Linked DNA regions of Homo sapiens: regions 2, 3 and 4 are each linked to region 1. A link is a loop called in an ENCODE intact Hi-C map of the cell type or tissue named here. Cell type or tissue: MCF 10A. All regions are shown on one strand. Region 1 holds the start of ADGRL3 (adhesion G protein-coupled receptor L3). Region 2 overlaps ADGRL3 (adhesion G protein-coupled receptor L3). Region 3 has its middle 56 kb from the start of LINC02496. Region 4 overlaps ADGRL3 (adhesion G protein-coupled receptor L3).

Region 1 (8,000 bases):
CTTGGTCTGTGGACCAGGCTGGAGTGCAGTGACACGATCTTGGCTCACTGCAACCTCTACCTCCTGGGTTCCAGCGATTCTCCTGCTTCAAGCCTCCCGAATAGCTGGGACTACAGGCATGTACCACCATGCCCGGCTAATTTTTGTATTTTTAGTAGAGACAGGGTTTCACCATGTTGGTCAGGTTGGTCTCAAACTCCTTACTTCAAGTGATCTGCCCATCTCAGCCTCCCAAAGTGCTAGGATTAGAGGTGTAAGCCACTGCACTCAGCCTCTAAAATGACTTTTGATTATGATATCTGTAACTGTCACCATTCAAGTATTGATAAACTGGGAAAATTCTAAAACTTGAGAATACATAAGAACATATGACATATGCCATCAGAGCAATGATGCCATCACATATCATATACCTTCTGGAAAACTCCACTGAACACGTGTTAAAGAATATGAGTGAAAGGCAAATAATGTCTTAGCATTATTATAAAAAGGTTTTCTTTTCACATTTCCTCTGAAAGGGTGTCAGAGATCCCCAGGGTTCCCCAGAGGACACTTTGAAAACACTGATAAAACAGCATTGTTTGCTTTACAAAGTAACTGACATGGAAGTTTTGCCAGGCAGAAACATTCAGTTGGATGATTTATTTTTCCATCCCAAAAATAGTTTTCAAAATAAGTAGGATTACCATCCACAATATTCCATTTAAATTCTTGAATAATATGGACCAAATTTTCACTTCTTTTAACACCTATTTGTAATCACTTTTATGAAGACATTCATTAAAATTGAAACTAAGTTCCTGTTTTAAGTGTCAATAAGACATAAGGAAGACATGATTTATCAAGGTCTATAGAACCTATTATGAGCAAATATAGAAACGCTCCCCTTTTATCCACCCCTCAAAATAAATAAAGAAGTTCAATTAATTTCAAGTAGGACAGCTATTTTCTCTTTTACATTTTGTGCTTATGAATCCATAAGCACATGTCACAATTCTAAGAAAAAAGTTACACTTGGTTTCTTATGCAGCAGTAGAATTAATTTTATTGGACCATGCTGACACTCAGATCAGAGTAATGACATTCAAGATTTGGGGAAAAACTTGCACACCTTAGATGCATAAATGCTATTTACAAGCATGCTCACGCTACATTCTCACAATGTATTACAATGAATGAAAAATCTGGATTTTTCTCTCCATTGATCAACAACTCCCTAGCCTTCACCCTACCCTACCCGACAAAACACAGAAAGATAACCAAGGAAAAATGTCAGGAGGACCTTACTCATACTTGCAAGTTTTACTTTTTATTTAATTATAAAATTGGTTATTCTATGAAGAAATGCATTCGCATGAAATAAGAAGACATAAATATAATAATCTAAGTGTAAATATGTCCTGTGGGCAAACAAATAATAAATTACAATACAGCTGTATTCTTTAGGGTTCCTCCCAAAGTGAGCAAATGCATATTTTGAATATAATGCAAATCTAGGAAAGAGAAGGCAAAATAGCCATTTGCAAAACTTAAGGACAGATCATCCTTTTTAAATTCCAACTACTCTAGCCATTCACACCATGCTAAATTAAGGCTGCACAGCATTTCTTAAAATCACTGTTTGATCCTAAATATGAAAATCGCAATCAGTTTTCCTTGCTGATTTCTGGGCCAAAACTCCCCACTTCTAACAGTAACTGTCACTTCTACTTGGCAGTCCTTTTCAAAGAGAGTTTCAACCAACACTTAAAGTGGTCCAAATCCAATCTGAAAAACAATTCAGTTTTGCATCATATTATTTGACTAACTTCAATCCTCATGACTTTATAGTCTTTTTAATCTACTATTTATGATTTCCTTGGCTATAGCTCACAAAGGAATCAATGGTAAATCAAATCCATAAAAAAAATCTGCCTTTCCTAATTAGTAGAAACAATGCCAGCCACAGTAGCTGCAGCCAGTAAGTGCCATACTTGCTATTATTCCCTGTGGAAAAGAGTATTTAAATCTGCAAAATGTTAAGAAGATCATGATTAAGAAAATCATTTCTGAAAGACTTTCCATTCATATTTTTGAGGAGCACTCTCAGTCTGAAGGATAATCACACCAAGCAACCAAAAATGAGACATCAAAAGCATTTACCCATCAGGCAAATCACATACTGGCTTATCACTCTTCAGGCCGGGGATGCCTGATGCAGCCTAACATCTCTATCTAAAAAAAAAAATTAATAGTTCATATAAAACTTTGAGTTAATCATTCCTCCTACCCTGATTTTGTAGAAATAGTCTAGTCAACCATATACACAAATAGATCAGGTTACTGAATACTTAGTGATAAGGAAGAGCTATGGAATGGCATTCAAATACTCTGACACATTCACCTTCAGCTAAAGACAGCACAATACACTGACACACACAGTTCTAATGACATCAGGACCTGTGGAATGTATGACTGCTAGGGAACACATGCTGCTAGGAAACAAAGAACAGATCTGATCAAATCTTATAATGTAAGGACTGGGAATCATTGTGATTAGATCTTGGAAAATGGGAGGACAAGTATTCTTTAATCCTCAGAAATATTTGCAAGTATAAAGACTTTAATACGTATCATCTAGAAATGAAACAAATACGTGAAGCTAGATTCTCATGAATTAAATCAAAATTTTCTAAGTTTTCTATTAGGGTGATGGCCATTAGCAATATCTCTCATAAAAATATAACTTAAAGTCAGGCATCAGTGATTCAGTGTCTTTTGCAATCTATGCTTTTTCAAGAGGTCAAGGTCTTTAAAAAATAATGAAGATATCCAGAAATTATTGTACCTAAAAATAAAGTACACTGTTCCATTAACAGCCCTATACTTTTTAAAACAAAATAGAGCACAAGTATTTGCAACAAACACCAAAGCAGTCAGAGCTAATCTAGACCTAAGGAATTTAATACATTTTAATTATTGAAAGTAAAAAGCAGTTTCACTTGCAAAAGTAACACTTTATAAACTGTGTTTATCTATGTACAGTCTTTACCCTTGCTTTGGTTACAAAAAAAAAAAGATTGGGTGAAACAAAGCTGAGAGATAATTCAACACACAAATATCCTCTTAACTCCTATACAAATTATCTGGTATCCTATTTTGGTGATTATAAAAGAGCTGAGAATTCTATCCTATTTGTAATCCACATGCAGATAAATTGGGCGCCAGAAGTCCAGATCATTTAGAATCATTACAGATGGAAAAATATACAAAAGAAATCTTACCAAACTCTGTTTATTCTCATAGGGAAATATAGGAAAGTCTCCAAATGAAAAAGTGCTAAAGAAGTGTTTCTTTGCAGATTCTACGATGACATTCTTTAACTAGTGATGAAAGCCCATATGACACTAAAATTAGCAGACTGCCTATTTACTTCAGAGCAAAACACAGAAGGCAATTTTTCCTTCCTGCCAGAGTCTATGCGTCTCCTCATTTCCCCAGCAGCTGGCTGGAAGGATGTAAAATCAGAGGTGCAAGAAGCCTTATACTTCCTAATGAGTAATACAACCAGGAAAGTAAACACAACAGACGACAGCAGGTTAGACTCTAAAGGAGACTGTGGCAGGAGTGCTTACACCGTTGTTTACAATGTGCTCTAACTACCGCAGGCAGGGATCACACGCAGACACAGGGAGGAGACACCCTGGAGGTGGCTCGCAAGCCTCGAGTTCTCCCAACTGCTATGATATCTCTGGCCATAAATAAAAGCAGCGCATGTTTCTATCAGAGGTAGGAAAGTGGCCAGAGAATTCCAGGGACCAGGAGTTACGCTGGCTGGACTCGATTACTTCAACCTGCTGGAGAGATGACTACCCTATGAGGTTCTCATCAGGGCCATTCTGGGGTGCATCGAGCGCTGCACCAGCGACTCTCACGCGCCGCACGCATGTCGCCGAGCTGCGCCTCTCCAGGGGAAGGGGACACGGCAAGGTTTCCTCGCCACCCTGCGGGGGCCCCCGTGGCCTCCTCAAACCAGATTTTCCAGTTAAGAGGATCCCAGGCGATTTCAATAAGCAAGCTCAGCTCCAGCAGCATCAGCTCCGGCATCCCCGCAAATATCTCTCTGCCGTCCCTGGGGCGCAAAAATGCGCACACACTCAAACGCTGACTCCGCCGCCAAGTAAGGCTGGTAGAGGAGGTCGCCCCCACCCCTACACACCACACACACACGCACAGACACACACACACCCACCTATAGTGCTGGGGGCCTGGCACCCTAAGCTTCTGAGCTCCGACGTGGGACCGGAGGCTGGGTCGCGGCAGCTCAGACGCTGCGCTGCAGCCTGGAGCCTTCCCTTCTCCTCAGAGAAGCGCCGAGGTGCCTTCTCTCCTACCTGTAACCCGCCAACCGCGACCACCAATGCTCTGCCCACCCCGCCCCGGCGCCGCGGCCGCCCGGATTCGTGCAACACCGCCGCCCCCCGCCCAGTGCCCACTACCAGCACAGCGCAGCCCGGGCCACCCACGAAAGTGGCAGCTTTCTCCAGCCAAAACCGCCTAACAAAGCCTGGGCACGCAGGTCTAAACCAAACTGCCGTGAAGGAGACACAACAGGCAGGGCGCGGGGAGGCAGCGCGACTCCAAGACTCAGGGGCGCGACCTGGGCAAAAGGGGCCAGGGATGCTCCAGGCAAGCGTTGAGGGAGAATCGCGCCGGGCTCGGCACCCTGCATTTTCCATCTTCCCAGAGCCCAGCTTCTCACCCAGACCCTGTCCGTCCTCCAGCCCGCTCCCGCCTCCAGCGGCACCAGTTCCAGCCTGACGGAGAAAAGTCGCCCTCCTGTCCGCTTTCTGCCCCCACCAGGGGATGCCACTGGGGTGAGAGGAGAGGGAAAATTAACGGGGTGGGAACTGTTCCTATTCCCCAGCGTGTGCAGCTGCGAATGCGCCCAGTCTCTTATCCCCCTCACTCCCCTCGGCCGGTCAAATCGCCCAATGGCTGGAAAAAACTCCAACCCGCGCCAGACCCGAGCGCCCACCAGCCAGGAGGTTCCCTTCCCGCCCCGCACCACGACCGGATGAGTGTGTGTGTGTGTGAGGGCGAGTGTGTGAGTGGAAGGGCGAGTGTGCATGCACCCCGCACCCCCTCTTGTTGCCCGCCCGGTGGATGCCGCCGCCTGCGCCCGGCCAGGGCGACCCCTATTATGAAGAGTGCGAAGAATAAATTACCTTTCGTAAACGCCGGTCCCTGAGATCGTCCCATCAGTTGCTCAACAACCTGAAGGCGGGTGCAGTTTCCACAATCCAGCCATTGAGCCCGGGGCAAAAGACCGGCCGGCCCCTGTGCAGACACCCCCAACCACACGCGGCAAATAACGAGAATCGAAGCGCAGAGAAAGCAGCAGGAGGGTGGAGACCCCAGTCAAGGAAACAACAACAAAAAGTCTCTCTTCCCTTTCTTCCGCTACACAGCCACGGAGAAAGGGGAAGGAAAAAGAGAGCCAAATGTTCGCCTTCCTTTACGTTCCTCGCTTCACACACCCCAAGGGGGCAAAAGGGGAGCGAAAAGAAAAGAGGGTTCAAATGTCTCTCCCAGTCCACAGTTGCACAACTTCGGAGTCAGGCTCTGTCTCCAGCAGCAGCCGAGGGACCCAGCGGCAGCTATTAACATGCGGCAGTCATAGCTGGGGCTGCTTCTCCTTCTCTTGCTGCTGCTGCTGCCGCCGCCGCTTAAGAAAAGACGCTGCCGAAGAGACCAAAAATCTTCCACCATCCCCCCAGCCGATCTTTATATCCAGTTCTCCCACCCCACCCCCCTTCTCTTTCTTTTTCTTCTTCCACGTCCTCCCCTTTCCGCCTCGGAGCGGGAGCGATGGAATAGGTAGGGGGAGCCGCGAGGGCCAGGGGTGGCTTCTCCGCCAAACCGTCCTCCTCTTCGTCCTCCCGAGGCTCTCTCCCAGCCGAGGGTCCCCTCTCAAGCCCGCAACCTCCGCGGACAGCCGGAGCGAGAGCCACACAAACTCCTTCCCCGGTGCACGGAGGGGGCGCGCAGACAGAGCGGGCGCCCGGCCGCCGAGGGCTGCGTCCCGGGGGCCGGCGAACCCCGAGCCCGTGGGGTGGATGATTAGCTCGCCGGCCGGGCCGGGCAGCTGCGGGCATGTGGGAGCTTCATCGCGCGGCCCCGGGCTCTGCGCCGCCGCCGCTGTCTCTTCGGTTCTTTCTCTTCTTCGACTCCCCAAGAGCGAGCGAGGCACTGGCGCTCTCCAGACACGCACACTCACACACGCGCACACACGAGCGAGCTCCTGCCAAAGCAAACCGTGCAACCCGCGCGCGCGCACACCCGTAGGAAGAGGACCAAGGCAAAAAGAGAAGAAAGAAAGGGGAGGGGGCGAGTCACAGGCGGCGGTGGCGGCGGCAGCAGCTGCCGGAGCGGAGGCAACGAGCAGTCCGAGAAAAACCAGCAGCAGCGGCGGCGGCGGCGGCGGCGGCGCCCACCCCGACCAGCTGCAGCATCTGCATCCCCGCTCCTGGGAACTGGAGCGAGCGGTGCCGGGCCAGCAGGCGAGGGGGGCGACGCGCAGACAGCGGGTCAGAGCGCGGGCGCGCGGGGACCGTGCAGCCTGCGCGCGGGGTAGGCGCAGCCGGGGCCGGAGCGGAGGCCAGAATGAGCAGCGGTCGGGCGGGCCAGCGGCAAGAGCTCCGAGAGCCGGGGAGGGGGCTCGCGCCAGGGAAAGGGGTGGCCGGCAAAACCCGGATATGGAGTGCTCGTGGGCTCCGCGGCGCGGGCTCCACCTAGCAGTTCGGCAAACGCTTGGAGGTGGGAACGGGAGGGCTGCTACTAGAGGCTTCCCTTTCAGGGTTTGTCAGACAAAGGGTACCTCTCCAGTGGCTTCGAGGCCCGCCTCGGCGCTCGCTCTCCCTCTCTCTCTCTCTCTCTCATTCTTTCTCTCTCTCTCTCTTCCACTTCCTCCTCTGTCCCTCCCTCCCTCTCTCCCCCTCCCACTCTCCATCACCTCCCTCCCCCCTTTCTCCTCTTGTCTTCCTCTCCCACTCCACCCTAGGTGAGTAAACGACATCAGCTTGAAAGTCCTGCCAGTGTCTCATTTTTTCAGGTGCGGATTATTCCGTATTTTCATTATGCAAGTACCGAGTCTGAAAATGTTTCCTGCCTTTGGTCAATTTTATGTTCCTTCAAACTTAACTCGACCTGCAAGTTCATTGCACGGTTTAAAGTATCCCTGTCTGATGAACAATCGTGGAGATTCAATTATCTTATTTCACATCATCAATGGAAATTACCATAATGGATACAGAAAGGTGCGGATTCCAAAACCATGCCTTCTGACAGAGGAAAAGTCTGGTCAAGTTAAATGAGTGGCCTTGGTCAATTGCTGAACCTTTTGGTGCCTTCTTTGTAAAGGAGACTGTTGATTACATAATTTGTAAGGTCTTTTCCTGCTCTAAAATGTCGTGATTTCAAATGGCTAAGATGTTATTTTCTATACCAGTACACTCAAATCATTAAGATTTATCATATTCATTCAACAAGCACATTACATCCCTAGCTAAATTTCCCAAATTGTATTTCAATGTATACATTTAGAATGACCTAACGACTTCTAGGAGCTCTTTAAGAGGTAACATCAATCCTAGCATATCTGAAGAACCTGAAACCTCATTAGAATTAAAAACATACCCAACACAAAGTGACAGTTAAAATGTCATTCATTCTTTAAAGCTCAACTCCAATCCAACGTTCTCCAAGAAGCCTCTTCTCACCAAGACTCCTTCCCCAAAAATCACTCCTTTCATGATACCCTGTAACATTTTGATGACATCTCCTCTAACACCTATTTTATTCTGCCTTTTTCCTTGTTCCTTTTTAATCATTAATGGTTTGTCCATTTGCTTCTTCAGATTACAGTTTTTCTTGAATGCAAATGGCTAGTTTTAATCATCTGTATAAGGAAAGATTATATCTACAGTCCTTTGCGCATAGTTAGTCCTTTAAAAAAATTG
Region 2 (8,000 bases), 270 kb before region 1:
TCTGAAAAAATTCCCCAGTGGACTTATTGTCAAATCCAATGTCCTCTTCACAGTTTTCAATTTACTTAATTTATTTGTAGCACTGACAAGCCCTACATTCAATCAGATTCCTTGGCTCCTAAAATTCAATCAGATACAAGGGACAAAAGAAAATGTACCAAATAATAACAAAACTTTAGGTATAATTGAGCTCAGTACTTCACTTTACATATGAGAAAGCTACAACCCCCAAAAAAATAAATCAGTTCTCTCAGGGTCACATCTTGAGTTAATCATGGAGTTATGATTAAAAGTCAGGGCCATCTCTCCAAAGTTTATCAAGACTTTCTTTGAAATAGATCTTTCTATTACTTCTGCCAAATCTGTATCTCAGGCCTTAACTTCGTAGTAGGCAGCTTTATAATGGACCCATTGGTTCATGATTGCATTCTATTCCTCTTCAGACTGAGCAGAACTTACTAATTTCTAACAAGTAGAATATGGCAGATGTGATGGGATTTCACCTCCAAGATTAGATAACAAAAATACTAAGGCTTCCATCTTAGACATCTTCTTTTTTGTATGGTTTACTCTGGGAGAGGCCAGCTGCCATGTCATGATGTATCCCTATAAAGAGGCCTGCATGAATAAGCTTGGAAGTGGATTCTCCACAAATTGTGCCTTCAGATGAGACTGCCGCCCTGGCCAACAGTTTTACTGCAACCTCATAAGAAACACTGAGTCAGAGGCACTAGTTAAGTAACATCCAGATTTGTGACCCATAGAAAATATAAGATCATATTTAAAGTTCTAGTCTTTGAACTTTTCAAGCAGTAATAGATAACATCAAAAATAACATCTCGTCCCAGGAATACTGTAATTGTTTAAACACTTATCAACTCCAAAGTAATTTGTATTGTTCTATCACTTCATTCTTCCCACAGCATCATATGAACCATGTTTTCCTATTAATCAGTGTTCAATAAGCAATGCCTTTAAACACAATAGCAGAGAAAGGATATGTTGAAAGTACTGAATCTAGTACTCAAAGCTAACTAAAATATTCCACTTTGTGTTAATTGGCTTACTGTTTCTTAAATACATTTATTGTATTTAATGTATTGTGTTGTGCATAATACAATAATTGTATTGTAATAAATAATCGTATTATATTATACTGTATTTCTTAAATACATTTCCTTCTACTTCTGTAATCATGACATTTGGAGATTTTAGAAGAGGTATCCAAATCTTACAAAAAAAATGTTTACAATTAAGAAAAACTCTGTTCAATAATACCTTAATCGACCATTTCTGTGATTACAAGAAATCCCTGTAACCTAAATGCTTTTTTGTCAGTTAAATACTGCACTGTTGTCAGAAACTGAGAAAATAGAAATGGTCTCTAAAGGGTATGGCACTCCAGATCATTTTAAGATAATCAACTTTCAGATCTTAAAATTCAATGTAGTCCCTTTTTTAAAATGAATTTGCCTCAGAAGACACTTAAAAGATCAAGAATCACTTCTGTAGCCTTTTTCAAAATCACAGCTTTTTCCATTTTATAATAGAAATTCCTCTCAGCTATCTAGAATGTCACTATGATATACTGCCTACAAGAATGAAAAAACAAACAAATTGGTATTTAAACTATTTATTTATCTGTATACTATTAACATCACTTCCATCTATGTAACTGAAAATTTTATTACCAATATTTTCTATTTTATAATAATACTTATCAAAAAATAAATGCATTTTATGTAATTTTGATCAATTGGATACTACTATTACATGTAAAGATAAGTCAATATAGAGGAGGCTTTTAAAAAAACACTTAAAGCTTTATAGTTCCATGGAAAATATAGACTGTTGAATATTCACATGCTAAAAAGAAGCTTGAGAGAGTAAACAAGTAAATACTTGCAAGCACAGAAGCATATTACTATAAGATACAATTTTGTGAAATAATTCCAAAGGAATAATGAATTCAAGCAGTAAAAAGGACAAAGTAAAATATCAGCCTGTTAAAAAGACATTGTTCAGGGATGTTTTTAGTTGAATAATGGTAAATATCTAATATATACTGTATTTAAGTCCTACTGAATCAATTTAAAAAAGTGACTGTCAATGTTTCCAGTGTTCTAAAATATATTCTTTGCAACTTTAAAAATTTGTAATGAAAATGTTTTCAATGTTAATCTAAAACATTAAAGAGGTACATCATGAATTTAAAAATTCCTTCGGGTGGTAAATGAAAAAAATCTTTCAAAACCACTGTTTTATTATTTTTTTAAATCTTTGTAGGAATTATCATCCTCCCTTATCAACTTCATTTTAAATGTCATTAAAATGAACCATATTACATGAATGTCTTCTTAATTGTACCATAGCACAGAACCTTGCTCATAGTTGCTAAACCAGCATTTCTTTAATTTGGTAAATTCCCCAAAGAGGAATACTACCTTTTAATATAGAAAGTTAAATTATTTCCTGCAGCATATATTTATATTCGAAGTCATAATTCAAAATTTTAAAACAAGGAGTACTTATCTATAAAGAAGCAAATAAATATGCAGTCATTATAGGAACTCAGATTTCAGGAAAGCACATGGATTATTTTCATTGATTTAAGAATTTAATCATGTTACTCAGTATTACTAACAACAAAAAAGGCAGTGTCTATCTGTTACTGGTAGGAAAACCAATGCTGAGAGAAATAGTTGACCCTCCTGCAGACAATTAGGCTACTACTAGATCCTGTAGCAGCTAAATACAAAATATTACCTGGAATGAGTCAAGGCATTTAAAAGAATGAATGCCCTTCCCTAGATGCTAGTATTCTGACTGATTTCTGGAATGCTCAGCATGGACTTGAGAAACATGTAAAGGTTTTGGAATTTTATCCATTGTATTATGACTTAAAAAAATTATTTATGTAGTAATGCAAATTATGTTAATGTTTACTCTTTCATACTCCCATTAGGAGTATGATTTATAATACGTGGATAATTTTAAAAAGTTACAAGGGATATGCTGAATTTAAATTAGCCCACCTTATTCAGTGTGTAAAATCTATAATGATAAATAAAGCATCCGGCTGATAGAAAGCATAAGTAATAATACTTCAGAGTGCTGGGGGTTTGTTTTTTTTTGTTTTGTTTTTAAAACAAACTAAATATAATAAAATTAATTATTATTGTCATGACATAAACATATTGTCTTCTTTGACTTCATATGCGTATAGAGTTTCAGACCTTGGAATTATCTTTGACTTCTCAAGTAAATCATCCTATGCCCTAAATGAATTTCTATACTACTTGTTCCCTTGGCACTTGTATTTTGTGCAACATTCTTACGCTGTAAACTATAAATGACCTTGAAAATAGGGAACATTTAGACCTTAAAAGATTCATATGGCCAAATTTATTTATTCTCTTTATCTATCCTAATATTTTACAACAAAGAATAAAATGCTGTTAGGATAGTGTAAAAGCAAATTTTAATGTAAAACAAGACTTGAAATGCCTAAGAGAGCACAGGCCCCTACTGGAAACACAGACTTGAATCATACACACAAAAACACACCTACCCACACACAAACTAAAACTGACCAATGCTTCTAAGGAGAACTACATGGGTCATGAGAGCTTATTAACAAAAGTCTTTACTTAGTCAGAAATGGCTTCCCGGTACTGAATACTTACTATGTGCTTGTCCTTGCTCAAAACACTTGGCAAAGGTTAATTCATTTAATACTCATAATAATTCTTTAGGGAACACACTGTTATTATCAGTTGACTTTACAGGTGAGGAAACTGGGCACAAAACAATTAATTTCCTAACAATACATCACTGTCATAAAATCACCTAAAGGCAAAAGAGCAATCCACACCAGGCAGGCTGGCTCCAGAGCCCTTACCTTAAACTAGAAGGTAATACTGCCCTTCTAAGATCTGAGGACTGAGTAGGAGTCAATTAAGTATATGGGTAGTGGGCTTCCCAATAGGAACATAGAAAATTCTAATATTCTAATGGTTCCTGGAGCTGGGAAAGAGTCATATGACTAAACCCAGACAAGTAGAGCGTACAGTCTAGAGCTCTGAGTCCGGCTCAAGGTACACACACAAAATAAGAAGAGTTTCATTATAACTTTGTATATATACTTTATTAACCTATTTTAATTTTATCTTTCATTTTCCCTGTTACTTGAGAAATGGGGAGATCTGTCAATAGAAGGGAGTGGTTATATCGATAAAACTAAAGCAGACAAACTAGACGTCTCTTTTTCCCTTGGTTGAGTCTGTGGTGTAGACTCTGATAAACAACATTCACTCTCTTTATGCCAGCCACTGGAACAGAGCCTTTTTTATTAAGTCCATTAAACAAGAAACCATGGTGTCTCACAATTGTTAATAATTATCTTAGTCCTATTTTCCAGCCTCTATGGCAAGACTCTCAGTTCTGTCTCTCCACTATTTGTAACATACACATTCATAAGATGCTATTATTTTGGACAAAGGGAAAGAATTTTTAACTCGTTTGAGGTTAAGGCTTTGATAAAGTGAAATCTTATCTAAACTCTAATCATCCTGTATATTACACACTATTTAGGACACTCAGAAAAAGACTTTTAGAGAAAAATGGTTCCTTTCAGGCTGATATGACAAAAGCAGATCTGTTGGAAAAAAGAGATCCTTCTCTAGCCATCAAGTACCGGATTTCCAGCTGCACCTCACACTGAGTCACCAAACCCACAAAGTCAGGAAAAAAGCTGAAGCTGAGCTACCTGGTATTTATAAGCCTAGTAGTAAAGCATAGTCATGGTTTTACAAAAAGTTGCCGCATTATTGCTTAAGAGACTGTGGCAGCTATACGGGTAGAAGCTGAGGAAATCAGATGGAAGAAATTATGCCAGTGGCAACCGTATTCCAACAATGGGGTTTTTACATTGCTTTTATTTCCTTTTATGTTTAATTCCTTTGCAGCCACCTGTTGCAATACAGACTGCAATGATTTAAAGAGCTGTGGGCCTAAAGCGATTTTTACAACAATGAAGTCTACAGGGGAAAGCCTGTTAGAGAATGGTTATTTATTGCTACCCTAGCACACAAATAAAAGAAAGCAACATGTGTATAAATTTGTCAGAACATCAGTTTATATAGGTTAAATTACTTAATGCCAAATTATTGTATGTTATACATACATAGGACCATTAAGATGTGAATTCTTAAAAAGCAATATTTTATAAGGATAGTAACAGATGTTTGAAGAAAAGAACAAGTAATATGATGTAGTTAGGCATTTTGCATCAATATTTAATTTCTTAAATTAAGGATAATTATTTCATCTGTACTACTGAAAATTAATCAAACTTTACAAACAGGATAATAAGGTATCATATAATTATGAGGTGATTTACCTATATTCACACAAACTTTGATAAGAAAACCAGAGATCATATCCACTTCAGAGTGTTTCTACTTTAAATGAGAATGCTTTTCATGGACACAGTTTTTAAAGTTATTATTTTTCATCTATATCTGTCTCAGTCTTCACTTATTTCTCTCCCTCCCTCCCTTCATCTCTCTCTCTCTCTCTCACACACACACACACCCACATCTGAAATGCAATCAGACTTCTCATTAACTTGTTCTTTTATTCAACATTCAACATATATTTCTAGAGTATCAGACCCTATATTAAGCATTGAAACTTTAAATTTATGATTTATAGTACCATAAAATTAATTCCAAGAATAGAACGTGAATGTCAAGTGGAACGGTAATATTATCACGTGCTTTAAGGAAGCTCAACAAGCTTTGACATTGATGTTCAAAAGAGATTGAAACAAAACATATCTAAAATAAAATGCATGCCTTAACATTTTAATGTTTACACTTCTCTTATGAACATTAAAAACATTGGTATTATAATTAGTTGTTTACATAATTGTTCTTTCTGCTTGATTCTGAACTCCTTCAGCTTGCGTCCTATTATTTTCAGCCTCCACAAGACCTAAGTCAGAGCTTGGTGTCACAAGTACTTATCACATATTGATGAATAAATCAATTCATACATAGTTACTTTTAATAGCTACTTTAAAAATGTGTAGTTTCCATGTTTTGTGCATTTGGCTAAATACTTGTAGCATATTTTTTTCATTAAATCTTAACAATAGTTTTATAATTTAGGTATCAGCATCCACATTTCATTAATGTGGCCACTCAAGATAAAAAAAAAATTCTAGGAGCTTGTCTAAAATAACCAAAGCTGACCTTCAAGCTGCAGTTTGTTTGATTTTTAATCCCATTTTATTAATTGATATACAATAGAATTTTCCAAAGTATTATTGGTTTAATCAGCACAGAAAGATGGTGTTCATTCATTCAACAAATATTTATTGAGTGCCTACTTTGCACCATACATGGTACGTCTTAAAACAGAGCAGGAACAAAACAGGAAAAATCTCTGACCTCATACAACTTACAATCTCCTGACGATATTTAATTTTCCAAATAGTACCAGGTCCACTCTTTGGCAATATAATGGCGTGAATAAGGAAATGTAAAATACATTCATGCATAATCTGATTTATGCATCCTCCTGCTCTAGCAAACCAGACAAAGTATAATTTCTACAATGGAATTATAGAATGAACATTTTATTCTTGGTACCTATATTAAATACTAATAATACAAAATGTTTAGGGCTTTTGAAAAGCTATCTTTTCATATAGCAAAAGCGTATGCTGAGTTAATATACATTTTGCAGTCATTTTAGAGACGACAATTTTTCTAAAATTTGTATTCTGATATTATTGGGGATAATCTAGAAATTAGATTGAAAGGAAACAGGTAGTGGAAATTATTTTAAATGTTACTATCAACTTTAAAATACTCTCAAGTTTTCACATTAAAAGTGAGTTGGATTGTTTGTTTATTTATTTATTTTATTTATTTATTATTTTTGAGATGGAGTCTTGCTCTGTCGCCCAGAGCTGGAGTGCAATGGCACTCTGGGCTCACTGCAACATCCGCCTCCCGAGTTCAAGTGATTCTCCTGTCTCAGCCTCCTGAGTAGCTGGGATTACAAGTACATGCTGCCACGTCTAGCTAATGTTTTGTATTCGAGTACAGAGGGTGTTTCACGGAGTTGTCCAAGCTGGTCTCGAACACCTGAGTTCAGGCAATCCACCCGCATAGGCCTCCCCAAGTCCTCGGGTTACAGGCGTGAGACACTGCGCCCAGCCATGAGTTGGATTATTTTTATTTTGTTATGATTATATAACGAAAATATATATTCCATATAAGATATATATATATATATATATTTATATATAATTTTAAAATCCAGAGTCAGTCCAAGTATCCAAGATAAACTATGTTGGTTTGTCCATGTTGGACAAACTTATCAACAGAAAAATTAATTTTAGACAAAATTCTTATCATTTAGCAGTCAGAAATATACACATTCTAGTAATTATTGCATATTTTCTTTTAACATTTAATTTAAAAAATAGAAGACATAGGTAGAAAGTATATTTTTTTCTTTTGGTAAAATACAATATAAATTCATTTTGATTATTAATAGAATGAGGACCAATATGGCTTTGCAATTGTATCTCAATTATATTTAGACATAATTCTGTGTATTGTGTTGGAGTTGAGTAACTCAGAGCTGAGTAACTAGAATGAAGCAATTTCTAAGAACTATACGAACTATTTTTAAAACTTCTCACAAATATTTCATGAAAGCCTACCCATCTTCTTTTGGACATGCTATACTAACTTTAATATGGCAAAATATTTAATAATAAATGAAATGGTATTTAAAGTTTGGGCATATTCTTGTATTTGTATACTTTCTTACGTCTATGCTTATAAACTAAATGTACCTAAAGATATTTTAATTGATATACAAAATACTTTAAACTGCTGCATTAACTAGGCTTTTTCATCAACTATGTGGGTCTTCTGAAATAGTCACAATATTTTAAATTCACTTAAATTTATTTTCCC
Region 3 (8,000 bases), 400 kb after region 1:
TTATTTCACAGTCTGAAGAGCACTTTATAAAGAGTGACCCCACTTTTGCTAAGAACTTAGGAAAGACCTAGAGTGTGCATAAATAATGTTAGCTATGACTGTTAATGAGAGGTAGCAGCATATTGTAGTTAAAAGACTGGACTCTGGAAAAAAGACGGCCTGGATTTGAATCTTGGCACAACTACTTACTTCCTGTCATTTTGGACAGTTAATTTAAGTTTTCTGGGACTCGATTTCCTCATCTGTGGCAAAAAAAAGTCAATAATAATGACAACTGTATCATGGAGTTGTCCAGAGAATTAAATGACCTAATACATATAAAATGCTTAGGACTATGCTGAGGCAATGTAAGTGTTTAATAAAAAATGTTTTCTCAATTTGCTGTTGCTTTTGTCAGAGGTAGCCTAAAATCATGTCCAATGACCTGGAATCCCTTTGTCTGTATTTCATGGCTTTGATTTTTCAGAGGTTGGCAAGAAATATTGAACTGTGGTGAGTACTCCATCTGAATAACAGTAGTGAAAAAGAGCTGGTGTTAAAAGCATTGCTGCTACTACAGATCAAATATGGCTCTGTAACAAAACTTAGAAGAGGCGTCCTATTGGGGAATCTGCAGTATGTGTGTGATGATACTAGTGAAGGCTTGGCAGTGTATATGCAAAGTCCAAATTGAAGAAATGAAATCTTGAATAAAATAAAATGCCTTTCCTCTGGGGATCTAAGGATACTCACAACTTTAAACAACTCATTATAGAAAGAAATAAATGGAAATTTTGCCATGCAAACCATTTCTGCTATTTTTCCTTTAGTGCTCACACTTGGAAATTTTGCTAGTCTAAATGTGTATAATGTATCACATTCATTCATCATGCTCCCATTTTGGCAAATGAAAGCCATGAGGATTTAATTAAGGTTTTCTGAATATGTTGTGGGAGGCCTTTTTCCACTTCTGCCAGTGTTTCCTCCAGCTCCTGGCAATTCTTAGTGATATTTGTGCCTGGAACAGGGCAGATGAACCTTGGTAAGAATTAGAGCATCTCACTGGGAATCTTACTTTGGTGTTACTCAATTCCACGGGTGCTCTTATTCTTTAGTTTCAAGAATTTGGTCTGGGAATTGCTGGTTCTCTTTGGCAGTTCACAGGTTATGATTTGTAATGCAGGTCTGGGAAAATAGTCATGCATCTGCTGAAAGGTAGGAATTGAGCCAGGGTAACTGCTTGAAAGCAGTTGACTTTTTGACAATAGAGGCTGGTTGTCTTTGCTTCCACATATGCAACTCTGTGAACAAAGACAGAGAGGGGACTGATGAATAGTGTATGGCTTTTTATTTACCATAAAGAGACTGTGTATTTTACTGGCATCTCCAAAAATCTAGCTGTTTTACCCTGTGGATGTATGCATGGAAGTGGGGATAAAGCTGAGCAAATGAACAGCAATGAGGAAAAAAAAATTCCAGCATCTTTCAGAGTTGGCTAAAGTAAATGATCTGTCCTCTGTATGACACAGAACAAAAAGAAAATGGATTCAGATGAGGAAGAAAGCCAATGTCATATAAATCTACAAGACCAAAACTGAAGGTATGATCTTTTATCATGTTGCTGTAATATTTAAAAAGCCGTATACATCAGAGAAGTGCAATTGGCAGGATTTTACCTGGAGCAAAGTTTTTACATTATGTTGCAATCAAATTGCATGTTTTAATTGAATTCAGACTTTAATACTTAATGTATACAGATTTATGCTCCTAAATGAAAATTCCAGGATCATTTTTTGATTGTTTTACTATGTGAATTACTGTTAGTTTAGTTAGCTAATGATAAGGAATAGATTTGCTTCAGCCTAAAAACATAATTTAAATATTAAATCTTTAAAATTTTGATGTTGGGAATAGACATGGATTTTCCGGGCCAAGTGTGGTGGCTCATGCATGTAATTTTAGCACTTTGGGAGGCCAAGGGGGGAGGATCACTTGAGGCTGGGAGATCAAGACCAGCCTGGGCAACATAGTAAGACCTCATCTCTATAAAAAATGTAAAAATTAGCTACTCTGTAGTCCCAGTTACTTGGAGGCTGAGGCAGGAGGATTGCTTGAGCCCAGGAGCTCAAGGTTGCAGTGAGCTATGATTGTGCCACTGTAATCAATGTCAATGATCATCATAGAAATGCAAATGAAAATTACAATGAGTTATTGTCTTTCTCAGTTAGAATGGCTATTATAAAAAGTCAAAAAATAACAGGCATTAGTGAGGGTGTGGGAAAACGGGGAATGCTTATACACTGTTGGTTGAAATGTAGATTGGTACAACCCTTATAGAAAACAATATGTAGATGTCTCAAATAACTAAAAATAGAACGACCATTTGATCCAGCAATCCTACCATTGGGTCTCTACCTGATAGTTTATCACAACATTGTTCACAGCAGAAAGATATGGAATCAACCTAAGTGTCCATCAGTGGGTGACTGGATAAAGAAAATGTGGTATACATACACAATGGAATATTATTTAGCCATAACAAAGAATGAAATCATGTCTTTTGCAGCAACATTAATAGAACTGGAGGTCATTATCTTAATAAGTCATACACAGAAAGACAAATGTCACATGTTCTCAAAAGTGAGTTAAAAAATGTACATACGACTGGGCGCAGTGGCTCATGCCTGTAATCCCACCGCTTTGGGAGGTCAAGGCAGGCAGATCACTTGAGTCCAGGAGTTTGAGACCAGCCTAGCCAACATGTTGAGACAAGTCTCTACTAAAAATACAAAAATTAGCTGGGTGTGGAGGTGCGTGCCTATAATCCTAGCTAGTTAAGAGGCTGAGGCAGGAGAATTGCTTGAACCTAGGAGGCTGAGGTTGCAATGAGCCAGGATCGTACCACTGCACTCCAGCCTGGATGACAGAGGGAGAACTTGTCTCACACACACACATGCACAAAAATGCATACATAAGGACATAGAGTGTGTAATGATAGAGAGTGGAGACTTAGAAGGATGAGGAGTTGGGAGAAGAGGGAATGATGAAAAATTACTTAATGAGTACAGTGTATTTTATTCAGGTGATGGATGCCCTAAACCCACTGACTTGACCATTATGCAATCTATGCATGTAACAAAATTGCACTTGCACCCCATAAATTTGTATGAATTTGAAAAAACTCAAAATAAAAATATTTATTCAGATCCTAAGTATCAGGCACTTCACTGGCTCTAGAATTTCTGCTGATAAGGTTTGATTCCTGGCCTGGAGAATATCTCAAAGTTATGAAAAACCAATACTAAACAAGTAATCATGATGAAACAGAATTATGCAGTCTCTGATGAGAGGCACCAGACAGGGATGTACAAGCTGTCAGATGATTGGGGTTCAACTTCAACTTTCAATGCTTACAGATACATTGATCTTTGGTTAGTTATTCACCTTTCTGAGCCTCAATTTCCCATCTCTCAAATGGAGACAGAATTAGAATCTACCTCATGATGGTGTTGAGAATTTGAACTACATCAATCCCTGTGAGATGTGTAACAGTACCCGGCACATATTATGATTGGCTTTGATACCAATCACAGAAATTGTAAACATATTACATTTAGCTTTCCTGTAGTAGCCTGTGTTAGTCTCTTTTTCATAGTGCTATAAAGAACTACCTGAGACTGGGTAATTTATGAAGGAAAGAGTTTTAACTGACTCACAGTTCTGCAGGCTTAACAAAAAGCATAACTGAGAGGCCTCAGGAAACTTACAATCATGGTGGAAGGCAAAGGAGAAGCAAGCATCTTATTTACATGGTGGCAGGAGAGAGAGGACAAAGGGGCAAGCTACAAAATAATCTCCTTTGACTCCGTATCTCACATCCAGGGCATAATGATGCAAGGGTATGCCTCTTGTGGGGCATACAATCTTAAGCAACTCTACCCTTGCCCACTATCTGCTAAAGCACCTGTCATTGTCTGCATCCCAGCAATCAGGAAAAGGAACAATAAAAAAGAAGGGTCTAAGGCACTCTCTAGATATCTGGAAACCTGCCTCAAAACAATTCTTACTTTTTTTTTTTGCTGATAACTGAGGCACAAGGCTGCAATGAGCTCGGAGAGCAGTTGGGGAGTATGGTTTTTGAAGCATCCACATGTCTAGCTAAGAGTGGGAGTCTAATATTAAGAAGGCAGAAGAAAAGGAATATTGGAAAGTACACATTCACAATCGGGCAGTTTGAATAGAGCTAAAGCAGAGAGTCCATGGACGTCAAAGTTGACTGCCACCTACTGGTTAGATGACTTTGGGCAAAATGCTTCATTTCTCTATGCCTTAATTTACTGATCAGGATCAGAGACATGTCTCAGGAACAAGTGAGTGCAATCAGCACTAAAAATAGTGTTGTGCATGTGGAAAGTGCTCATTTCAATAAATGGAATGCCACTGAAGAAAACTGAGTGGGAAAAGGCTGTCACGTGACTAAAGTGTTAAAATGATGACTGTAGCTAATATCGAGCAAAGATAAGAAGGAAGAGAAGCTTCAATGTAGAGAAAGAGTTAGAAGACTTTCATAGTGGTGCCAGTGGAATTGGGAGAAGGAGTTGTCTTTAGGGTATATTTTGACAGTGAACAAATAAAATTTATGGATATAGGCTGGGGAAAAAAGAGTAAAGACAACTTAAAAAAGTTTGGCCTATGGTTGTCTTATACACATTTTTTTTTTTCACTATGCTGTGATTTTTTTCACAAAAATCATCACCTTATCTCACTGGCACTATCCACCACAGTGTCTGGCACATGATAAGTGCTATGCAAATGGTCTAGTCGATTCAGTAAGAGAATTAGCTACCCTTAACTATTTTTGGGTTCTTGGTTTTCTCATTCGTTCTTAGACACATATCTATTGATAAAATAATTATAAAGTTATAATAATATAAATATAGTGGAAGTGTCCTAATTTATGTGTAAAATAAATTTTGTCATTTAAGTGAGATGAATTCTGTAACTCCTTTTAAAAGTTTAAAACCACTGCTATAGTTTCTGCTTCTCTACCATGCTTTACCTACAAAGACATTAAAGATATATAATATTGCGGTTAATTTTAGAGACAGCATGGTGGAATAGAAAGAATAGAACTTTATAAGCAGTCTGAGTTAAATTCAGTACCAGCGCAAATATTTAGGTTCTCTGAGTTTTTTTATTATTTGAGTCCTTCTAAAAAGATTTCCAATTCAGATCCCTGCATAGCGTATTTTCTGAGGTCTTGTTTGTCTGGAATTGTTGTTATTATTATTATGCCATCTATTTAAGTTATAATTAAGCTGGCTATCAAATTATTGGCTCAATATTATTTTCCTTTAATATTTTGGAAATAGTATACTGTCTTTGTGTAACCAGTGACATCTGACATTATTTGATTCTTATACTTTTACAGGTGATCTGCTCTGTCTGCAGGCTATATATTTTCTTCTACTTTTGTTTTTTCACATTTCACCATATTTGTTCTCTTTGTCAATGTATGGATTGCTTATATTTGGGATATTTTATCTTTCATCTGTGTGTTTTTATGTTTTTATCTTCTGGCACCCCTATTATCTGAGTGGCTTATCCATCTATCTCCGTAGATCCTCTAGCCCTTCCTGCCTCCTTCATACATCTGATTACTTGTTCTTCAGCGGATTCCATCTTACTATTTATAGAATAGATTGTTTTGTTTGTTTCATGTCATTTTTGTTCTTTTCTGTTTCATTACTGTAATTTTCTGATTTGATTATTCTCATATCTTCTCTTATCCCCTAAGTATAAATGATACATTATAATTTTAAATAATAATGATATATTATTATTATTTTGAATTATATGTGAATTTGTTTCAGTAACTCTGCATTGAATGACGGTTTTTCCAGGAATATATTTTATATTTAAGGTATGTAACTCCTGTGTCCAGTGACTTTTACCAGTGACTTCATATTCCCCTAGGAAGAAGTTTTAGCTATACTCTTGATCGTGTATTGGGAAGGGCTCAAGCTGAGCATTACTCTATGTTGGTCTGATGAGGATTAGGGAAAAGTGAACACTGAATGCCAGCGTAGAGGACCCTATGACCACAACATGCCAAAGAACATCTTAGGTAGACTTGTCCTTATAAACCCTTAGAAAGATGCAGCTTTCGGGGAGCCAGGGTCTCCATTCTGTAATCCAACCTTCCTGGTTATTTGTAGGAGGAGCAGTGGAGGAAGGAATTCTCATGGTTTTCTGGTCCATCCCATTCTGCTTCCCTTGTGAACTTCAGTTCCTAGGTCTGTATGCCCACTGCTGCTGTTTGCTCTGGTGAAGGAACCCAGTATGATTTTCTGAGGCTCTGCTGGAGAGAGGCAAGAAGAGATTGTAAACTATGTTTGCAGTCTCTTCCTGCCACCCATGACTGTCCTCACACCTGGGTTGGAGGGGTACACTGGCCCTCATTCTTTCTGCATCCAGACACCACTTCAAGAAAATGCTCTGTTTCTCCAAAGGGCTTGTAATTTCTATTGTTGCTGCTTTTGTTGACATTAACTTTTGTTAATTATTGGAATCCAAGTTCCTTTCTGGTTTCTATAACTTCTCTAGGTTAATTTCATAAGAGAAAGCAAGGTGTTCATCTCAGTTTATTGTCTTGTATGCTCTGCCACTCTTTAGTATATAACAATATGAAGACCTTAAACATCTTCAGGAAATACATTCTAAATTGAACATGTCTAACAATATAATCTTTCCTTTTTACATATTTAAGCTCTGGTATTATTTTTAAATTGTAAAGTTTTATATTTCTTTTAAGTTTTGTTTAATCACTCACCACTTAATGAAACTTGACATTCCTCTCATTCTTTTTCTAATCGGCGGACAAGAGAAGTATGTAATATTTGCTTGTAAAATCATTTGTCCTTATGCACCTTAGAAATTGACTAACTTTTCTAAGATATGAGTTCAATTTCCATTTTCATACTTATGAGATAATAAAACTGTAAGCCTGAAGTGTGATGCCCTATAGTTAGATATTATTTGTCTTTATTGCCATGGCCTTGTGAAAACAAATACTTCACCACAAATAAAGTAAATAAAATAGGTTTGGCTTTTGAAATACTGCAAATAAAGTTAGAGAAACTGACAGCTCTCTTCTCTTCTAAATATTATGAAAACAATTGCTGTGAAAATAAATTGTTATTTTTTCCATTTACCCATTTTTTCATTCGTATGTTTGTTGAAATGGGTTTTTGTTTGACTATGAAATGGTATGTATATTTCAGTGACCCAAAACACAATATAGGACACCAGGTATTTAAGGAATCATTGAACAGGTTTTTTATTTTTGGGGACTTCAGAAGTTCAAAGCCAATGATAATCACAATATACTTATTAATATGCTTCTTAGATTAAGCTAATGGACATGATTCATTGGAATTTAAAGATGCAAATTAATTAATAATGGGAATTTCTTAATGATTAAGACACATCATGGACTCTATTAGAAAGACAGGTTGAGGGAGGGAAAACAACTATATGTCAGCATTCTAGGCTAGCTCCTCTCTCTACTGTATAATTTGGAAGTTAACCTGGTGTATTCTGCACTTGTTTAAAACACATTTATTGAATGTTTTACAATTATGTGTTTTCCCTGTTTGCTTGGGTAGGTGACCTTTGGTTCAGCTTCTGTGTATGTACACAATTTAATTGAAGCCTTTAAAGAGTTTAAGGAAATGGAATTAGTTTTCAAGATGTTGTCTCTCAGAGAAATCTAGCCAGGAGAAATGAAGGTTCTGGGGTTAAATAGCTGCCTGTGTAATGGTAGGACTATATCATTTATTTTTCTCTACTTCATTTTCTCTCCCTTTCTTTTCTCTTTTGCCATATATTGTATTTTCTCTCTTCGGTAAGTATGTATTGTGATTCAACTAGGAACTAGGACTAACAGAATCAATTAGACAGGATGTTTATGACCTTAAACAAGTTAGTTTCAAATGATATGTGTGCTAAAGCAAATAGAT
Region 4 (8,000 bases), 300 kb before region 1:
CTGGAGTAACTGATCCTTACAAATTGTATGCTTGTATCAAATATTATATGTACCCCATAAATGTGCACTATTAAATATCCATAATGATTAAAAATTATTTTTTTAAAAAAATTCTGAATGAATGAACTACTTTGAGGAATCAAATACATGAGTAAAAGGGGGCTGGGTACAGTGCTTCACACCCGTAATCCCAGTGCTCTGGGAGGTCAAGGCAGGAGGATTGCTGGAGGTCTAGAGTTTGAGACCAGCCTGGGCAACAGAGCAAGACTCCATCTTTATGAAAAAATTTTAAAAATTAGCCAGGTGTGGTGGCGCATGCCTGTGGTCCTAGCCACTTGGGAGGCTGAGGTGGGAGGACTGCTTGAGCCCAGGAGGTTGAGGTTACAGTGGGCTCTGATTATGCCACTGCACTACAGCCTGGGTGACAGAGTGAAACCCTGTCTTACAAAAAGGGGGTTGGAGAATTTGAAGTGATGAGGGTAGACAAATGGTGCATGATTCAACATAAAATAGATGAGAATTTAAGTGGGTAACTCCAGGCAAATAGCCTTCCAGAAAATCTGAAACATTCCCAAAACAAAAAAATGAAAAATGGTTGAAGTGACGAATATCCTAAGTACTCCAATTTGATCATTATAGACTGTATGCATGTATCAAAATGCTGTATAAGTACCCCCATAAACATGTACAAATATTATGTATTCATAAAAAATATTTTACTAATAACAATATTTGAAATTTTTACTTAAAATTGAAATTTTAAAAATAAAAAATTTAAAAGCTATTCTTAGAAAATATAGTCTAAAAATCTCTTAAAACTAAATGTCTTCTAATGATATCTTACCGTCTTTTCAAAAAATATATTTTTATGAAGAATGCTTATAATTTGACAATATAAAGAAAAATGACCCATTTATAAATAACCCAATTACACTGAGGATTAAAGTAAATAGTAATCCAAAGAATAAGAAAACAATGACTTTATATTGTATATTCAAATATTTTTAAATTTGTTCAACATTAAGTATAAAACAACAACCCTACAGAAGTCAGAGTCCACCACAGACAAAGAAATATAAAAAATAGGATAAATTACAAGCACCTCAAATAGTCACAATACACAAAATTTCAATATAGAAAAATGCTATTTTACTCCAAATATGTACACATCACTCATAGATTATTACTACAATTAAATTCATACGTAACACCTTTTGCAAGTACAAAAGCAAAAAAAAAAATTATTTTCCAATTGCCAACCTGCATACTGAGTATTTGGGGAAGTTTCTAAACAAATTCTTACACATAAAGTAAAGCTATCAGCCATGCATGTTTGTAGCTTACATTGTGGTATTAGCGACTGAGCAGTTAGCTTACAAAATACCTATTTTAAATCTCAGTACCCACTGGCTAATGTGGATGGCGTTGGATGTGTTAGCAGTAACCTCATATATCATTACCATGACACAGATTTTTCTGTATAATGTATTTGACTATAAACATAGTTATATTACTGCAGATATTACAAATTACCTAGGTTGGCAAGCGTTATAAACATTTCAAGGATGATTAATTTCTAAAAATAACCAAGTTAAGCAGAGCTTAGAAGTCAACCTGACTCTTTCACCACTAATAAAACACATCTTCATAGAAAGAATTATATGATAAAATGCCATGTAGTTAAGTGTAATTTTGTACTTTTTCAAGTTTCATATCTTTGAAGTTACAAAATATATGACTATTATCTTAAATCATTGACATTAGTATTTTAATTGTAAACAGAGATTAACAATAAAGTGAAAATTATATAAAAACAAATATGCATCTGATCATTCTTTTGTCCCTACTAAGAACTGTTTATTATAAGTAATTTGTTGCACATGATAAAATGCAGGCTAACCAGTAAAGTCCCTGAATATATAAATACAGATGCAACTTTAACAATAGAATTGCAGAAAAAAAAAAAAAAACATGTATAAGCTGGTTCTACAAGCATTTTTTTTACGTTGCAGTTTTCTTTTTCTGTGAAGACGCTATAAAACATACCGCTCGCCGTTATTCCTAGTTTAAGTGCCAGTGATCCTGCTTTGTACCTCTTCAACTATGATTCAGTTTTTACAAGTGAGGTTCAATTAAGCTGAGATGTAGTTGAAATATTTGAGCACCAGAATCACCTTCTGAACTCCCAATCATCTGGGGCTTAGGTGTAGTTACCTCCCAGGAACAGATCTCCCAGCCCAAGGTCCCACATTGGACCTTGATGTTTCTTTACTGCCTATCAAAATGAGCCCCAGGTACCTACGTTATTACTGGGTTTTGCTCTCCAATTTCCTTATTTTCCCTTGCTCCCAACCACATCAACAGAACAACAACAAAAAGAATCCTTTATCTTCATGCAACACTACAGTAGTACAGAGCAAAGAACTGGCCATCTGCTTCAGCTGCTCCTCTTTACTTCTGCCAGGTCTCATTGCATTATAGATAAGGATATTATGGCTCTACAGGAAGGGGACACAGTCATGGAAAACAGAAAAAGAGAAATACAGAAGTACACAGAGACACAGAATATGGACAGATAAACATAGAAGCAGGGACATTTCCTAATTTAAAAAATTGTACATATTTATGTGATATTGATGTACTTGTTTTGTTTTTCTATACAAAACATGGACCAGACTATTTAGAGCAAGTGGGGATTATTCAACTAACCTAAACATTATCAGAATTAATTCTTTAGCTTAGTCTCTGATTTTGTTCATGTAGAGATTATGCAAAAGTATAACACTAACAATTATATATAACCAATTAAAATAGTAGTTTAAACATTCCTACATAGTGAGAATAATTTTATTTAGATATTAGTAATATTGACAATAATTTTGTTTAGATGCTAGTATTTAGAAATGTTTGGCAAAACATAGATACTGAGGTTTGAGTAGAAAAAGATTTCTTTCCATTCTCAGGGTTAGAATAACAGTAATTACTTATTTTCCTTACCTAGTGCTCAGGGGTTTACCACTATTTCAAGGTAAGAAAGGAGCAGGGGAAAAAAATGAAAGGTTTATCAAATGCCAAAGCACCATGTTAGAAGTTATACATCCTTGCATTCATTTCTTAAAATAGCTCTGCAAGGAATAAATGTTCATTTTTACAGATAAAAATTATATTAAGCTACACATTTTTAGGTTACTGTAAGCTCAATGAGGGAAGAAATACAAGTCTGTTGTTCACTGTCCTGTCTTTAGTACATCTAGCAGTTTTCTGGCTTGTAGTGGGTAAATTAATGATATTTATTAACCAGTTGACAGATAAACAGGATTACAGAGCCAGTAGGTGGCAGAGCTGGAATTTCATCTCTGGTCTGTCAGGCTTCAGAACCACAGTCTGTCTGTCCCAAGAACATGGAAGAGGCAGATGGTCAATGTTTCTGCCTCACCTGCTCCCAAGTGACTAGGAGAGTTGAGATGAGATTCTATGTAAAGAGGAATGGCCTTGATAGGAATTGGATATCTACTGCCAGCAAGAGCAGAGCTCAAAAGCCAAGTCCTTGATTTTAAATTCCCTCTGTGTCCCTTAGTAGCTGTGTGATCTCAATTTACTTTACCACTGTGTACCTCAATGTCTTTACCTGTAAAGATAGTGATTATGATAATAACAAATAATGAAAAATAAACCCATGCAATTATAGTGAATATTAAGTGAACTAAAACATCTAAAGTTTATGGCTATAAAATCAGTAGTCATCATCATTATTTTCTCTGAGGAAAGGGATAGCAATTCAGATCATTACCCAGAAGAATTAATTCCCAATGGTCAAGAGGGCAAAAATTCTGGACATCTCAATAACAGTAGCAAGGAGACGTCAGCAGAGGACATGTTGGAACCAAAAGTACTTCTATAACTGTGACATACATTTTAACCCAGTCATCTAAGGTTTCAAGTTATGCAGTATTCTCTTAAGCCAGGATTGATAGGGACTCTAAAAATTCCTATCCTATTATATTTCAGCACTTGATCAAAGGTACATTTTTCTATTTATGAGCAAGTTAGGTTCCAAAAGGCTGCTTATAAAGCCCTTCATTCACAAGTCAGAAGTGGTATCACAAAGGCAAAAGAAAAAGCCTTCTTAAAGAAGGAAGACAAAACCAACTTGTATTTTCTCAGGTACAAAGTTTTAAAATAAAGGATAAAGTTTATAAGTAAAAAGCTTCTATATTGTTTTGTCCTCTATGGTTCAAAACTCAAGATAATATTGAATAGTCCACATAAAATGGAAATGATTATTTTATTTTTTTAACCCAGAGTATTTTACCTACCAGGTTAGTCTTTTATGTGTCCTATTATTATACTAGGGATTGATTTAATACTTCTAAGAATTACTTGGAGATATTCTCTCTCTCTCTCTCTCTCTCTCTCTCTCTCTCTGTTTCTGTGTGTGTATGTGTGTGTGTGTGTGTGTGTGTGTGTCTGTGTGTGTGTGATTTCAATGCAGACTATCAGTTCCCAAACCAAGACCCAAGACCCATGGCTCAGCCACATTTAGGGGTCCACTGAAATACATAGTATGTGTCAGTTTTAGGGACCAGGAATTTTAGTTCTGAAAAAGGAATCTTTCTTACAATGTCTGTTTCTGCTATTTTTAACCTAATTTTCTCTAACAAAGGTAATTTTAGATTGATCTTTTGAATACGAATTGTGTGTGTGTAAATATATATGTAGGTATTTTTCTTTTTTTCCTTAGTATCAACATTAAATATATCAGCTTTTATGGCTAGCTAATTCCTGGTTGTTATAATTTACTGGAACAAAAATTAACTAGAGGGATAGATTATATGATGAAGGAAATTCACATGTTCAAGCACTTAATATTTTCTATGCACTGTACTACATTATTTACATATGCTATTTATTTTATTCTCAAAATAACATTATAAGGGAGGAATTTTTATCACATAAAAAATCTAATTTAAGTCATCTTTACATATATGGATAATTAGAAAAGCATTGTCTCAAGTAACATAATTATTTTTATTTTCCCACATCACAAAATGTTATATGTGCCCATGCAGAGAATGTGAATGTATAAGTATATGAATTAAGAAAAGATTTTGAAATTTTAAACAAATTTGCTTAAAACAAGATGGTTGAGATTGTTGAATAAGTAGGATACTCCCCTTTTACAAACATCTCTACCTTATAATATAGTGAATTGTTAGAACTAAATATGTTGCATCCAGGGAACTTTAGAGGAAAACGTCAAAGGAAGTTATTTTACCCAGTATTTAGAATGACAGCAAAATGCAATGCATGTTAAAACTTAAGAACACAGGCCAGATTCAGAATTGCATCACTGACGAACTACAATGGGTTTCTGTAATCAATTAAAAACCAAAAGTGAGCTAAAGAGGCTAAAAATTCATTTCAGCTGCTTGCTACACTATAATATTCTGAGACCTAAGCAGTGGCAAATACAGCTGTGTCCTTTTTTCTTTGCTATAATTATCATCAACATATGAGAGAGTGACTATATTACAACATTTTCATCTTAGTGAAAAAAATCAATGATAATTAGCCAAAAACATTAAATTGTGTAAGAGGAACATACATATAGACTTTAATTTACCAGGTTTGAGAGAGATTCAGTGAATATTACTCTAAGTTGTACAGAATATAAATGTCTCGCTTATATATTAAATAATGTGATATATTTTATAAAATTTGCAAAGGTACATCCTTTCTAAACTATCATATTTCTGCTATAAATACAAAGATGTCTAAATGAACAACATTAAGTATACATGTCTATTAAGTATATTAGCATGTTTCCATAATCACACCTTTCTTTAAAAAGTGAAAACACACATTAATATTATTTTGTTATTGTGTATGTTTTCATTTTTTTTTTGAGACAGAGTCTCGTTCTGTCACCCAGGCTGGAATGCAGTGGCACGATCTTGGGTCACTGTAAGCTTTGCCTCCCGGGTTTACGCCATTCTCCTGCCTCAGCCTCCCGAGTAGCTGGGACTACAGGCATCCACCACCTGCCCAGCTAATTTCTTTGTATTTTTAGTAGAGACGGGGTTTCACGGTGTTAGCCAGGATGGTCTCGATCTCTTGACCTTGTGATCTGCCCAACTCGGCCTCCTAAAGTGCTGGGGTTACAGGTGTGAACCATGGTGCCCAGCCGTTCTTTTGATTTTTTATTTGTTTGTGTTTTTGCATTTCAAGGTATAGTACCAAAACAATTTCCCTTTATTGGGAGGTTATAGTTTGTGTTCTGTATATTAAAGATTGTGCAGAGTAGTAAATACTCAGAGAAAAAATAATTACTTGGTTTTGGAAAGCAGATACTTTTGAATAAGTGGGATTTTACTTTTGGAGTTTTCTTTCAAATGCCCAAATTTACTACATTAAAAATGTTTTTTTAAGTATGAAACTATGCAAGCCAAAAAATTCACAATAAATGAGATAATTAATATTTCAGCTGATTTTCCAAAAGTGTAGTAAAGACTAAAAATAAAATGCAAGAGCTCTTTTTAAAAAGCCTTTTGGTTTTAAATACATTTCAATAGGCACTTTAAGAAATGCAACTGGAAACTCATAACTATTTCAGCTTAAAATACACATTATGGGCTGGGCGCGGTGGCTCACGCCTGTAATCCCAGCACTTTGGGAGGCCAAGGAGGGCGGGTCACGAGGTCAGGAAATCGAGACCATCCTGGCTAACACTGTGAAACCCCGTCTCTACTAAAAATACAAAAAAAAAAAAAAATTAGCCAGGCGTGGTGGTGGGCGCCTGTAGTCCCAGCTACTCAGGAGGCTGAGGCAGGAGAATGGCGTGAACCCAGGAGACAGAGGTTGCAGTAAGCCGAGATCGTGCCACCGCACTCGAGCCTGGGTGACAGTGCGAGGCTCTGACTGAAAAAAAAAAAAAAAAAAGAAAAGAAAAGGAAATACACATTATGTTCTTTTATTTTAACTTACTCATACTAACATATGATAAGGAAAAACTACAAAGCAGTCTCAGAGAAAAGATCCCAAGGAAGTGTCCAGTATGAATAAGTGAGACAACATTAAGCATTACACAAAAATCTGAAAAATCTTACCATGAATTATTGGAGCTAAGAGCATCATGAAAATTAGTAGCTGCGATGGCCACATGGCTGTCTACTCAGGTATGGAGTATTCCTCAAGAATGACTGTTCAAATGTGAAACAAAATACGTATATTTCTAGTTTCTCTTCTGTATTCCAAGACTGATGATTTTTCTTCAAATTAAAAAGAAAAAGAATAATTTCTCCAAAACAGAAACACCAATATCCCAAATCTGAAACCTGCAAAAAAGAAAAAAAAAAGGGTTATTGTATAAAATAAGTAAGTAATCCAAAGACATTATTTATACAATACATATATTGCCATCATGTTAATATCCTGGCCTCAGATCTTAATGAAATAAACAATTCAGTCTCTACTGAGCAAATTAACTGAAATATACTGATTTTTTTTTTTTTTTTAAGATGGAGTCTCGCTCTGTCGCCCCGGCTGGAGTGCAGTGGCGCGATCTCGGCTCACTGCAAGCTCCGCCTCCCGGGTTCACGCCATTCTCCTTCCTCAGCCTCCTGAGTAGCTGGGACTACAAGCGCCCACCACCAGGCCAGGCTAAATTTTTGTATTTTTAGTAGAGATGGGGTTTCACCGTGTTAGCCAGGATGGTCTCGATCTCCTGACCTCGTGATCCGCCATCCTGGGCCTCCCAAAGTGCAGGGATTACAGGCGTGAGCCACCACGCCCGGCCTTTTCTTTCTTTTTTTTGAAATGGAATTTCGCTGTTTTTGCCCAGGCTGGAGTGCAATGGCACGATCTCGGCTCACTGCAACCTCTGCCTCCCGGGTTCACGCGATTCTCCTGCCTCAGCCTCCCGGGTAGCTTCACCCCAGCTAATTTTGTATTTTTAGCAGAGAGGGGGTTTCTCCATGTTGGTCAGGCTGGTCTTGAACTCC

What was found. A loop is a pair of places that touch in the nucleus more often than their neighbours do. Peaks named below come from ENCODE experiments on the same cell type or tissue, not always from the same donor. Only the 100,000 strongest peaks of a DNase experiment are listed, where the experiment ranks them.
Region 2: it touches region 1 in a loop (4-fold over the local background); 2 of 110 quality-filtered maps call a loop at or near these places.
Region 3: a loop joins it to region 1, with 5 times the contacts of the local background. A loop is called at or near these places in 2 of 110 quality-filtered maps.
Region 4: it touches region 1 in a loop (13-fold over the local background); 4 of 110 quality-filtered maps call a loop at or near these places.

Annotation. Positions count from the first base shown.
Region 1 is chr4:61,198,973-61,206,972 of GRCh38, reverse strand. ADGRL3 (adhesion G protein-coupled receptor L3) reads right to left here and starts at 6,647. Exons shown (of 27, transcript NM_001387552.1): 1 at 5,208-6,647. It overlaps LOC124900173, which reads right to left and starts at 7,886. Exons shown (of 3, transcript XM_047416555.1): 1 at 7,799-7,886; 2 at 5,208-6,831. The coding sequence starts at 7,886. The coding sequence ends at 5,657. RefSeq lists an enhancer at 3,929-4,501. In MCF 10A, a CTCF peak has its summit at 4,910; a DNase peak (open chromatin) is centred at 5,622.
Region 2 is chr4:61,465,071-61,473,070 of GRCh38, reverse strand. The region is part of intron 2 of ADGRL3 (adhesion G protein-coupled receptor L3); the gene reads right to left. Among named protein-coding and RNA genes, the nearest start is that of ADGRL3, 270 kb to the right of the region's middle. In MCF 10A, no CTCF peak of the experiment used is centred here; a DNase peak (open chromatin) is centred at 4,790.
Region 3 is chr4:60,802,153-60,810,152 of GRCh38, reverse strand. No RefSeq gene overlaps it. Among named protein-coding and RNA genes, the nearest start is that of LINC02496, 56 kb to the right of the region's middle. In MCF 10A, a CTCF peak has its summit at 4,270 (motif pointing left); no DNase peak of the experiment used is centred here.
Region 4 is chr4:61,496,455-61,504,454 of GRCh38, reverse strand. ADGRL3 (adhesion G protein-coupled receptor L3) reads right to left here. Exons shown (of 27, transcript NM_001387552.1): 3 at 7,107-7,334. The coding sequence starts at 7,161. Among named protein-coding and RNA genes, the nearest start is that of ADGRL3, 300 kb to the right of the region's middle. In MCF 10A, a CTCF peak has its summit at 3,348 (motif pointing right); no DNase peak of the experiment used is centred here.